Regions from separate parts of the Homo sapiens genome. Here region 2 is linked to region 1. Evidence: read pairs that join two places in POLR2A ChIA-PET (ENCODE). Cell type or tissue: A673. All regions are shown on one strand. Region 1 overlaps TTC7B (tetratricopeptide repeat domain 7B). Region 2 holds the start of LOC124903359 (a long non-coding RNA gene).

Region 1 (5,000 bases):
TTTATTTTACTCCTTAGCATTTAACTGGCATCAAATACACTATAAGCCAGGGAATTTGTTAGGTTTAGTGAAAGATTCCAACTCACAAGAATTTCATAGGCTGCCCTTGACACCCATCTACTTAGATAGATATAGGACAGAACCACAAATTGCCAGCAGGGAAAGGTCAGGGGCTTCTTTCCACATGAGTTCTCCCAGCAGTCCCTACAGCCACCCAGGAGCTGCTCTGTTTGTTCCTTTTCACCTCAAGTGACAGCTCAGGTGCTAGGGAATGAGACTCACATTGGGTAGGTTTGCCATCTGCCCTGGCTTAACATCTCAGGCCCCACGTCTTCAGGGTCTTCCAAGGGATATGCTCAGTTGTAAGAATCAGCACACTCAGGGAAGCCCAAAGACACAGTGTTCCTATCAGGTATTTACAGTTCCTCCCAGTCTGGCTGCAAGTTATCAATCAGGGGCCATTTTTATCATAGGAAGTGTTGCCTAGTAACATAATTGACATTTTATCTTTTTAGGCTTTCTAGGGAAACAAAACTGGAAAGTTAACCTCAGGTTATTTTTGTTGTTTTTGTTTGTTTTTTTGAGGCAGGGTCTTGCTTTGTCACCCAAGCTGGAGTGCAGTGGTGCAGTCACGGCCCACTGCAGCCTTGACCTCCCAGGGCTAAGCAATCCTCCCATGTCAACCTCAAATAGCTGGGACTGCAGGTGCGTGCCACCAGGCCCAGCTAATTTTTGTTTTTTTGTTTGTTTGTTTGTTTGTAGCGACGGGGTTTCACCACATTGCCCAGGCTGGTCTCGAACTCCTGGGCTCAAGTGATCTGCCCACCTGGACCTCCCAAAGTGCTGGGATTACAGGCGCAAGCCACTGTGCCCGGCCAACCTGAGGTTAAATTCTCAAAAGAAGAGGGAAGGAATTTAACCCTTTGCCCCCATTTGTATTTTGTCTTATTTAATTTGTTTACAGTTGTCTCCCATCAGTAGAACCTAAGTTCCACTTGGGCAGGAATTTTGGTCAATTTTGCGTGGGAACAGATCTGTACCTGTATGCCCCAGTGTCTGGTGTATAGTTGTGCATCCATGAATGAATGAATAAATGGATGTACTTTTCATTTTCAGCTGAGACGGCTGTGGCTCATAGATGTCTATCTGAGAGTTGCATATTGTCTGTAAAAGTAGTTGATGTAACACCTGTGCACGTTGTGCTAGGTGCTGGGGATCTAAGGCCGAATAGGACAGCCCAGACCGGCTTCATGGAACTTACGGCTCCTATTCTTGTTTCTTTGTGGTAAAGCGGGAGATACACTACGACCACCTAGGTCTTCCTGGATATGATCTCATTCTGTTAAAGGAGAATGGTGAGTGCCAGGCATCAAACAATTTCCTTGACCTTAGCAAGAAATAACACATTTTCTGGAAAGATCATAGAGACCTCTGCTTTCTACCCTGTCTTTGTGGTTGGAGGGAAATACAATAACGGTGGCTTTATTAAGTGCCTCAAGCTGGCTCTGAAAGAGTCTTTTCTGGGAAGATCCTAGCCCAGTGGAAGTTTGGTCTTGTAGGCCTCCTTCCGAGGAGGGTGCCTAACCCACACATCTGGATGGGATTCCAGAGTTCCCGCAGCAGGAAAGGGAGCTATCATCTTCCCTGGTTTAGTTGTTGAGAACATTTGCTCCCACAGCCTCCCAGACTTGAACTTTTTTAAGACTTCAAATATGTAGCTCTTCAAGTTGAAACCTCATGGGGTGCAGCTGGACAGAGAAGCCCACAAGAGAGTTTAAGTGTGGCCTCTGCAGGCCGCCCCTCAAGGGCAGACCATTGAAATAACACATGAGTGTGGGGAAGAAGGAATTCATATCCTGTCTGGTCAAGAAGGAAGCCAAGTTTCACCCTCTCTGAGCCTGTCAGACTGTGGGGAGCTGTCTTGGTAATTTAGTGACATCTGCATCACAGAGGGGGTCCAGATGTATCTGTTGGGGAAGCAGGGTGGATGGGAAGGAGAGGAGGGGGAAGCATGCACCCCTGTTCTGGCTCTGGCCCAGAGCAAAAGCTCAATCACCTACCTGCCTTTTCCCTTCCCGGGTTTAGGTGTCAAATGCATTAGTATTTTACACGAAGGTGGGCTGGGGGTGGGGACCTAGCTCTTTTCAAGGGATATTTCCTACCTGTTTTTAAAAAATCATCCTTTTCCTCTCTATTCTTTTTTTGCAGTGATATTTTTAGTCAACTGTTAGAGAAAATTGCAGAGAGATTGAGCTAAAGCCCAGAAAATGACTGAGACATCTTGGGATAATTTATGACTTTTCTTAGGATACACTAGAGCCTTCTATTGAAAATGAGAGGGGATATAAATTTTTCTAAAAGTACCCACCTTTATATTTGTATGGCAATGTCTGCCATAGACCTGCCCACCAATAAAGAAATCTGTAATATGATTGTATGTTCTCATAGCAAATTCCTGCATTAAATTACAGGGTTTAGAAAAGTCACGGATTATTTCTTTTCTTTTTTTTTTTTTTTGAGATGGAGTCCCTCTCTGTTGCCCAGGCTGGGGTGCAGGGGTGCGATCTCAGCTCACTGCAAGCTCCGCCTCCCGGGTTCACGCCATTCTCCTGCCTCAGCCTCCTGAGTAGCTGGAACTACAGGCGCCCGCCACCATGCCCGGCTAATTTTTTGTATTTTTAGTAGAGACAGGGTTTCACCATGTTAGCCAGGATGGTCTCGATCACCTGACCTCGTGATCTGCCTGCCTCGGCCTCCCAAAGTGCTGGGATTACAGGCGTGAGTCACCACGCCTGGCTGGATTATTTCTTAATTGACATTTGTTTTTTCCACCTTCCTCTGTATTTTGGGTTTGAATTTTTACTTTTTATTTGTGAATGCCTTCTGGTGATGGTTCTCCAGGTCTGGTGTGGACACGCTGTATCTTTTTTTCTGCTAGCTCTTCCTCCTTCTGCCTCCCCCTGGCATAATTTGCGTCTTCTGTCTCTCTGTTCTGGCTGACTGATGGTTGTGGTAGCTGGTTCTCCTCTGAATCTCCCTGGCAAATTAGCAACAGAAGCAGTGATCCCTGCATCCTGGAAATAAGCAGTTAAAATACCAGGAAGAATCTAAAGCTATATTTTTTCTGAAGAATACCCAGAAAAACTCATTAGCCAGGCTTAGTAAAACCTGAATTACAGATCTTTTTAAAAGATGCAATTATACTGCTTTCAAGTACATTTTGAGCTAGTAAATTAAACACACATACACACACACAAAAACAAACAAAAAACTGTTGCCTACTCAATTCCATGAATGTTTATTGAGAGCCTGCTGGGTAAGCTCTGGGGATATAAGATGAACAGAAGCATTCTCTGAGCTATGGGAAAGACAAGGATGTCAATGGACAAAGATTCCTTGCTTGGCCAAACTTTAGCCACACTTCGAAATCTTCTGCTAGGCCCATCTGTACACTTCCATGTAAAATCCAGTTTTAGCAAAAGAATCTGTGAAGTCATTTTAGCCAGAATCCCCCATTCTCTAATACCTGATCATCCTCAGTGTCTGATTGGGTTCCTCAGCCACTACCATCCCCCAGTTGCTATCTGATCACCCTGGCCCGTCTTCAGCAAGAATCCTGTTAGATCGGTTTAGCCAGAATCTTTCCTACTCCTCATGTTTCCTCTTAGTGATTTTCCACCCACTGACCCCCACCCTCCTTCTTGGCTGTAAAGCTTCACCTGTTTAGGCTGTACTTGGAGTCTAGCCACTCCTTCCCTCCCACTGCAAGACCCAGTTGCAGTGGTCCCTCTGCCTATCGTGACGGACCTGAACAAAGTCCTTACTCTGCCTTAACAAGTATCATTGAATAATTTTTTCTTTAACACAACAAATAATTATATCACCCTGTGAAAGGCAGTATAATGAAGGTCTGTACTGGGGGAGAAGGAGAAAGGAGAGGAGGAAGGCGGAAGTATTGTAGTTAACTACTTGGGTGAATTCATTAGGTTTCTTAGAAGAATTAACATTTGGACTTGGTCTTTGAAGGAGGGATAAAACATACCATCTGACAGGGGTCTTGGGAGAAGTGGGTGGGGTGGTGGTCATGGTTGAGTGCTGAATCTACAAGGCCAGATACACTTTACGTGCTCGTGAGAGGCAGAGTTGTGCAGCACTGACTCTGGATCCTGCTCCTGGGTTCACATGCTTGGTCTCCTGTTGACCAGCAGTGTGACCTTGGCAAGTCCCTTCACTTTCTCTCTGTTTCAGTTTCTTCATCTGTAACTGGGGATAATAATAGGACCTGCTTCATAGGATTATTAGGCTGATTTAGAGAGTAATTTTAATGTGCTTTGAACACATTATCATTACACATAGCAAGTACTATGTAAGGGTTTGATAAATAAATAAATCAAACCCTACAGAGTAGAGGGTTTCCAGCTCCCATAGAGGGAAAGGCAAGAATTTGCAGCTAAGAAATCTGAGAAGGTGGCAGCACCAGTGGCAGCGTAGTTCTGGGTCTTCTCCTATATCCACGTAAAAAAAGACACAGCGACTAGAGAGCAGACCCAAAAGCTCAGGAACAACATTTAGAGCTAGACTAGGTGGCAGAGTATCCTCATGAGCCCCAACATACCAGCTGATGGGGACACACTACCAACAGCTTCACAGCTGGCATATTATTTGCATTTGTGTGCAACAGGGCATCGGATGGGTCTGGGAACAGGAGACCCTAAAATAGCCATCAACTATTTACTGGGAAGCTTGTCTGGCCAATTTGAGATAAGCAGCTGAAAATGAGAGGATTTTTGCCCAGCAAGGTCTAAGGGGCCAGAGCAGTCAGGCCCTTCTGATGACTTGAAACTGACTCACTAGGGCTCTGTTCTGGGACTGGGCCCTGCTACAAGAGAAACTGCTGAGAGCAGAGTGAAAATTGATCAAGAAGTGATGTAAGAGGTGAAAGAATGAGAAAATAGAGATGAAAATTGGGGAGGGGGAGATAGCCAGGAATTGTCATAGAG
Region 2 (5,000 bases), 210 kb after region 1:
TGTCAGGGGCTTGGGCCACAACTCAGAAGCAGCAGAGCTGGAGTTGAGAGAGGGAGGAGAGTGCGAGGTGAGGGCGGTCAGGCAGTGGGGCCAGGACGGGCAGGTGGTCAGCCTTAGCGGGGACTTTGGCCTCTGCCTTGAGCAAAGCAGGGACTGTGGAGAGTTTTGAGCAGGAACAGAGAACCTCTCTCACTCTAAGAGCAGGACTGGATGTATAAGAACAGTTCTCCCCCACCACCATGGCCCACGTTAACCTATGTAACATGTAACAAACCTGCACATCCTGCACATGTACCCCGGAACTTAAAATAAAAATAATTTTTTTTAAAAAAAAGAACAATTCTCCCCAACCCCCAGCCTCTGCTTGCATGCCTCTAAGAATATGGGACTCACCCCTTCATTGCTTATCGGGTCTTTCTTGTCGTGAATGAACATAAGTCTCTTTGCTACGTCCCCCGCATTACAGTTGGGCTCTGGGGCCATTGAATGGATCTGTCACCATCCCTTGGTGTTTTAGGGGTGGATGCCTAACTCTCTGAGTCTTCACACTAAACCAATCCCACCCAGTTCTTTCCTCAGTCCATATACACGCGCCACTACCTCTTGAACGCTCACCATTTTGGTCATTTATATGTGTCCTTTTTCTAAACCAGGGGGTGGCGAACTACAGCCCAAAGGCCAAATCTGGCCCACCACTTCTTTGTGCAAATAAAGTTTTATTGGAACACAGCCACACCCATTCATTTACTGTTGTGCTTGGCCGCTTTTGTGCTATACTGGCAGAGTAGTTGAGTTACTACAGTGGAGACTGTATGACTCGCAAAGTTTAAAATATTTACCCTCTGGCCCTTTACAGAGGAAGTTTTCTGATGCTCTCCTAAATGTGTGTGCCTTAAGTTTCACCCCAATCACTCAGCTGCTGCTGAAAGCAGATTGGAAGGGGCAAGGAGGCCTATCAGAAGGCCAGGCTCTTAAAGATGAGCAGTAATAATCCCAAAGTATAATACTTTCACACATTTGCTATAAATTTGTGCAATTCAAATATTAATTCAGGCTGAGCACAGTGGCTCACGCCTGTAAATCCCAGTGTTTTGGGAGACCTAGGCACAAGGATTGCTTGAGCCCAGGAGCTTGAGACCAGCCTGGGCAATGTAGCCAGATCCTCTGTGTAAAAAAAAAAATTTTTTTTTTTTGGAGATTGAGTCTCACTCTGTCACCCAGGCTGGAGTGCGGTGACGCAATCTCAGCTCACTGCAACCTCTGCCTCCTGGGTTCAAGTGATTCTCCTGCCTCAGCCTCCTGAGTAGCTGGGATTACAGGCACGTACCACCATGCCCGGCTAATTTTGGTATTTTTAGTAGAGACAGGGTTTCACCATGTTGGTCAGGCTGGTCTCCCACTCCTGACCTCGTGATCCACCTGCCTCGGCCTTCCAAAGTGCTGGGATTACAGGCATGAGCTACCGTGCCTGGCCCAAAACAATTTTTTAAAAATTAGCCAAGCGTGGTGGTGTGCACCTGTAGTCCCAGCTACTCAGGGGGCTGAGGCAAGAGGATCGCTTGAACCCAGGAGTTGGAGGCTGTGGTGAGCTATGATCACGCCACTGAACTTTAGCCTGGAGCAAGACCCCGTGTCAATAAACAAATAAATAATAAAAAGATGAATTTATACAAACACATGTTTTAAAATTAGACTTTATGCCTAGTTCTCCATAAAGATTTCTATGACACGTCTCTGCTTGCGTAAATACATATTGCTGTGTGTTTTCGTGAATGACCACCCCAACACAGAAGGCCTGGAATCTTACCTTCAATCCTTCCGTTCCGCCTGTCGAACACCAGCTAGGAACAGAGCAGGGGGGCATCCTCAGGTGCAATTAAAAACCGCAGATTTTTAACTCTGAAAAATAACAACATTAAAAACCGCAGTGGGTGCAAGGCCCACAAAGGGCTGAGTGTCTGAGGCCTGGCGGCAGGGATTGGCCAACTCTGCACAAGAGAAGGCAAGAAAACCCAACCCCGCATGGCAGGGCCGGCCTCCCTGGGAAACTTGGACTTGCCCCCGACTTTCCGAAGCAGAGGTTTGCTCAGTCTCTGTGGTCGTGAAGCATGGAAGGCAATCTCTGAATTGTTTTCCAGAAAGAAACGGAGAAAACAAAAACTAAGTTGCAGTTTGAAAATATCTGCTTTGTTTTACTTAAAGAAAACAGGCAGCAGGACTCACATACTTAGATGGAGAGGCTAAAACAGGGAAGTCTTTTTTTTTTTTTTTTTTTTTTTTTTGAGATGGAGTTTTGTTCTTTTTGCCCAGGCTGGAGTGCAATGGCACGATCTTGGCTCACTGCAACCTCCACCTTCCGGGTTCAAGCGATTCTCCTGCCTCAGCCTCCCGAGTAGCTGGGATTACAGGCATGTGCCACCATGCCCGGCTAATTTTTGTATTTTTAGTAGAGATGGGGTTTCTCTATTTTAGTCAGGCTGGTGTCAAACTCCCGACCTCAGGTGATCCGCCTGCCTGGGCCTCCCAAAATGCTGGGATTACAGGCATGAGCCATTGTGCCTGGCCAAACAGGGAAGTCTTTACCTCTCTTCGATGGAAACTTCCAGAATCTGTATCCCTCGGTCACTAAACTGTGTGGCCTCTTCTGACCTCTCTTGCCTTTGGTTCTGGGTCCGTGTCTGTGTAATAGAAACTCCAGGCCCCCCCGCTTGACCCCCACCCAGGGCTGCTGGAAGGCTCGCTGAGAGGGTGAAGGTGGAAGTTCCAGGGGAAGTGACTGCCAGGTGTCCCAGCGTGGGGACTGTGCATGGAAGGACATTGGAGAAGGGAGTGGCTGGGATCCCAGGCATGGATCTTCTGGGTCATGGCCGCCCACCTGGGATGCAGAGATGCGGGGCAGTGTGTGGATACCACAGGTGTGCAAGCATCTTCTGGAAACTTGATTAGTGAAGTTGGTGTGTGAGGAGCTGAGAAAAAGAGCAGGGGGCCGGGAACGGTTGGCTCATGCCTGTAATCTCAGCGCTTTGGGAGACCAAGGTGGGAGAATTGCTTGAGCCCAGAAGTTGGAGACCACCCTGGGCGACATAGTGCGATCCTGTCTCTATGAAAAATGTAAAAATTAGCCAAGCATGATGCTGCATGCCTGTAGACCCAGCTACTTGGGAGGCTGAGATAGGAGGATTGCTTAAGACCAGTAATTTGAGACTGCACTCAGCTATGATGGTGCCACTGCACTCTAGCCTGGGTGACAGAGCAAGACTCTGTCTCTAAAATAAATAAATAGGCCAGGTATAGTGGCTCATGCCTGCAATCCCAGCACTTTGGGAGGCTGAGGTGGGCAGATCACCTGAGGTCAGGAGTTCGAGACCAGCTTGGCCAACACGGTGAAACACCGCCTCTACTAAAAACATAAAAATCAGCCGGGTGTGGTGGCGTGTGCTTGTAGTTCCAGCTACTTAGGAGGCTGAGGCATGAGAATGGCTTGAACCCTGGAAGCAGAGGTTGCAGTGAGCCAAGATCGTGCCATTGCACTCCAGCCTGGGTGGCAGAGCAAGACTGTGTCTCAAATAAAATAAAATAAAATAAATACATCGATAGACAGATATAGATAAATAGATAAAAAAGAAAGAGAGCAGAAAGTGCTACCAGGAGAGGAGAGGGCTGGGGACACCATAGAGGCTCAGCTATTGGACCTTCACCATGGGGGAGGAGGTGAGGGCACCAGGGACCAAGGGCACAGACTCCTCCACACCCAGGCCCTGTTCTGGGTTCAATGAGGGCAGCCTGACCTGCCTGCTCACCTCCCCCAAGGGTTCCCTGGGCACCCAGACCAATGCTGCCCAACATTTTCTGTGTCATGGCCCTGGCAGGGTGCCTGGGTGCTGGCACTGGGCCAGATCTCTTCTTCCTGCTCCAGAATGTGCCCAGGGTCACATTCGGTATGGAAAGGCAGCCGCCCCTGCCCAGGCCTCCCCAGCCTCAACCCTTGGTTGAGGTCATTTCCCTTTCTCATGCGTTCCATGAAAAATCTCTCCCTAGGTTAGCGGTCAGGCAGACCTTGCTCTGAACGAACCTCCTGGGAGAGATGGGAAGTGGAAAGCAGAATGCAGAGCTCTGGGTGGAGTTAGCTGAGCTGAGCTCGTTAGGTATCGCAGGACCCGGACATGACCTCGACAGGCTGAGCCCATGTCCTCTGAAACCACCTTGAATCTATTAGGCTAACTGGCCTCTAGCATTCTAGTTTTCCTTAATAACCACAAATAGATTACTTGTTTATTGACTAAAGTCAAAATATACAAGATAAATGTAGCAGATCTGGCAATGGAGGCCGGCTGCAGGGGCCACCTGGGAGTTCCAGACTGCCTTCTGAGGGAGCTGACCAGCTGAAGGGGCATAAGAACTCTCACGTCTAGCCATGAATCCAGGCATCCAGCCATTAATTCACCCATCCTTCCATTCTTCCTTCTCTAACCTCTTACATTGTTCCTTTCAGCCTTTCATTCTTCCATCAGTCCATCCAAACATCCATCCATCATTTCATCCTTTATTTCCTTTCATCCTTCCATTAATTTATCTCACTATTAATAGAATCCAACTATCCAACTAATAGAATCCAGCTATTCTTTTATCTATTCACCCTTTTCCCTTCCTTCCTTTCTTTCATTTTTCCATCCTTCCTTCCCTCCATTCTAATGGTCAATCTTTCCCTCCATTCATCCTTGCATCCTTTATCCTTCTATCCTTCCACTCAATATCTATCCTCCTTTCCTCCCATTCAACTATCCTTTCTTTCTTTCATACTCTTTCCATATATATCCATTCAACCATCCATCCATCTTTCCTTTTCCTCACTTCCATCCATCCATCATTCAATCTAGCCAATCATTCTTCCTTTCCTCCTTCCATTGGTCCACCCGTCCTTTCTACCCATCATACATTCATTGATTACATATTTATGAGTACCTGCTTGAACTGGATACTAGTTATATTTAAATATTTAC

What was found. Peaks named below come from ENCODE experiments on the same cell type or tissue, not always from the same donor. Only the 100,000 strongest peaks of a DNase experiment are listed, where the experiment ranks them.
Region 2: POLR2A ChIA-PET joins it to region 1 with 18 read pairs; 3 of 35 experiments call an interaction of 5 or more read pairs at or near these places.

Annotation. Positions count from the first base shown.
Region 1 is chr14:90,714,856-90,719,855 of GRCh38, reverse strand. All of the region lies in intron 5 of TTC7B (tetratricopeptide repeat domain 7B), which reads left to right. Among named protein-coding and RNA genes, the nearest start is that of TTC7B-AS2, 20 kb to the right of the region's middle. In A673, no CTCF peak of the experiment used is centred here; no DNase peak of the experiment used is centred here.
Region 2 is chr14:90,502,663-90,507,662 of GRCh38, reverse strand. It overlaps LOC124903359 (a long non-coding RNA gene), which reads right to left and starts at 1,919. Exons shown (of 2, transcript XR_007064301.1): 1 at 1,808-1,919. In A673, no CTCF peak of the experiment used is centred here; no DNase peak of the experiment used is centred here.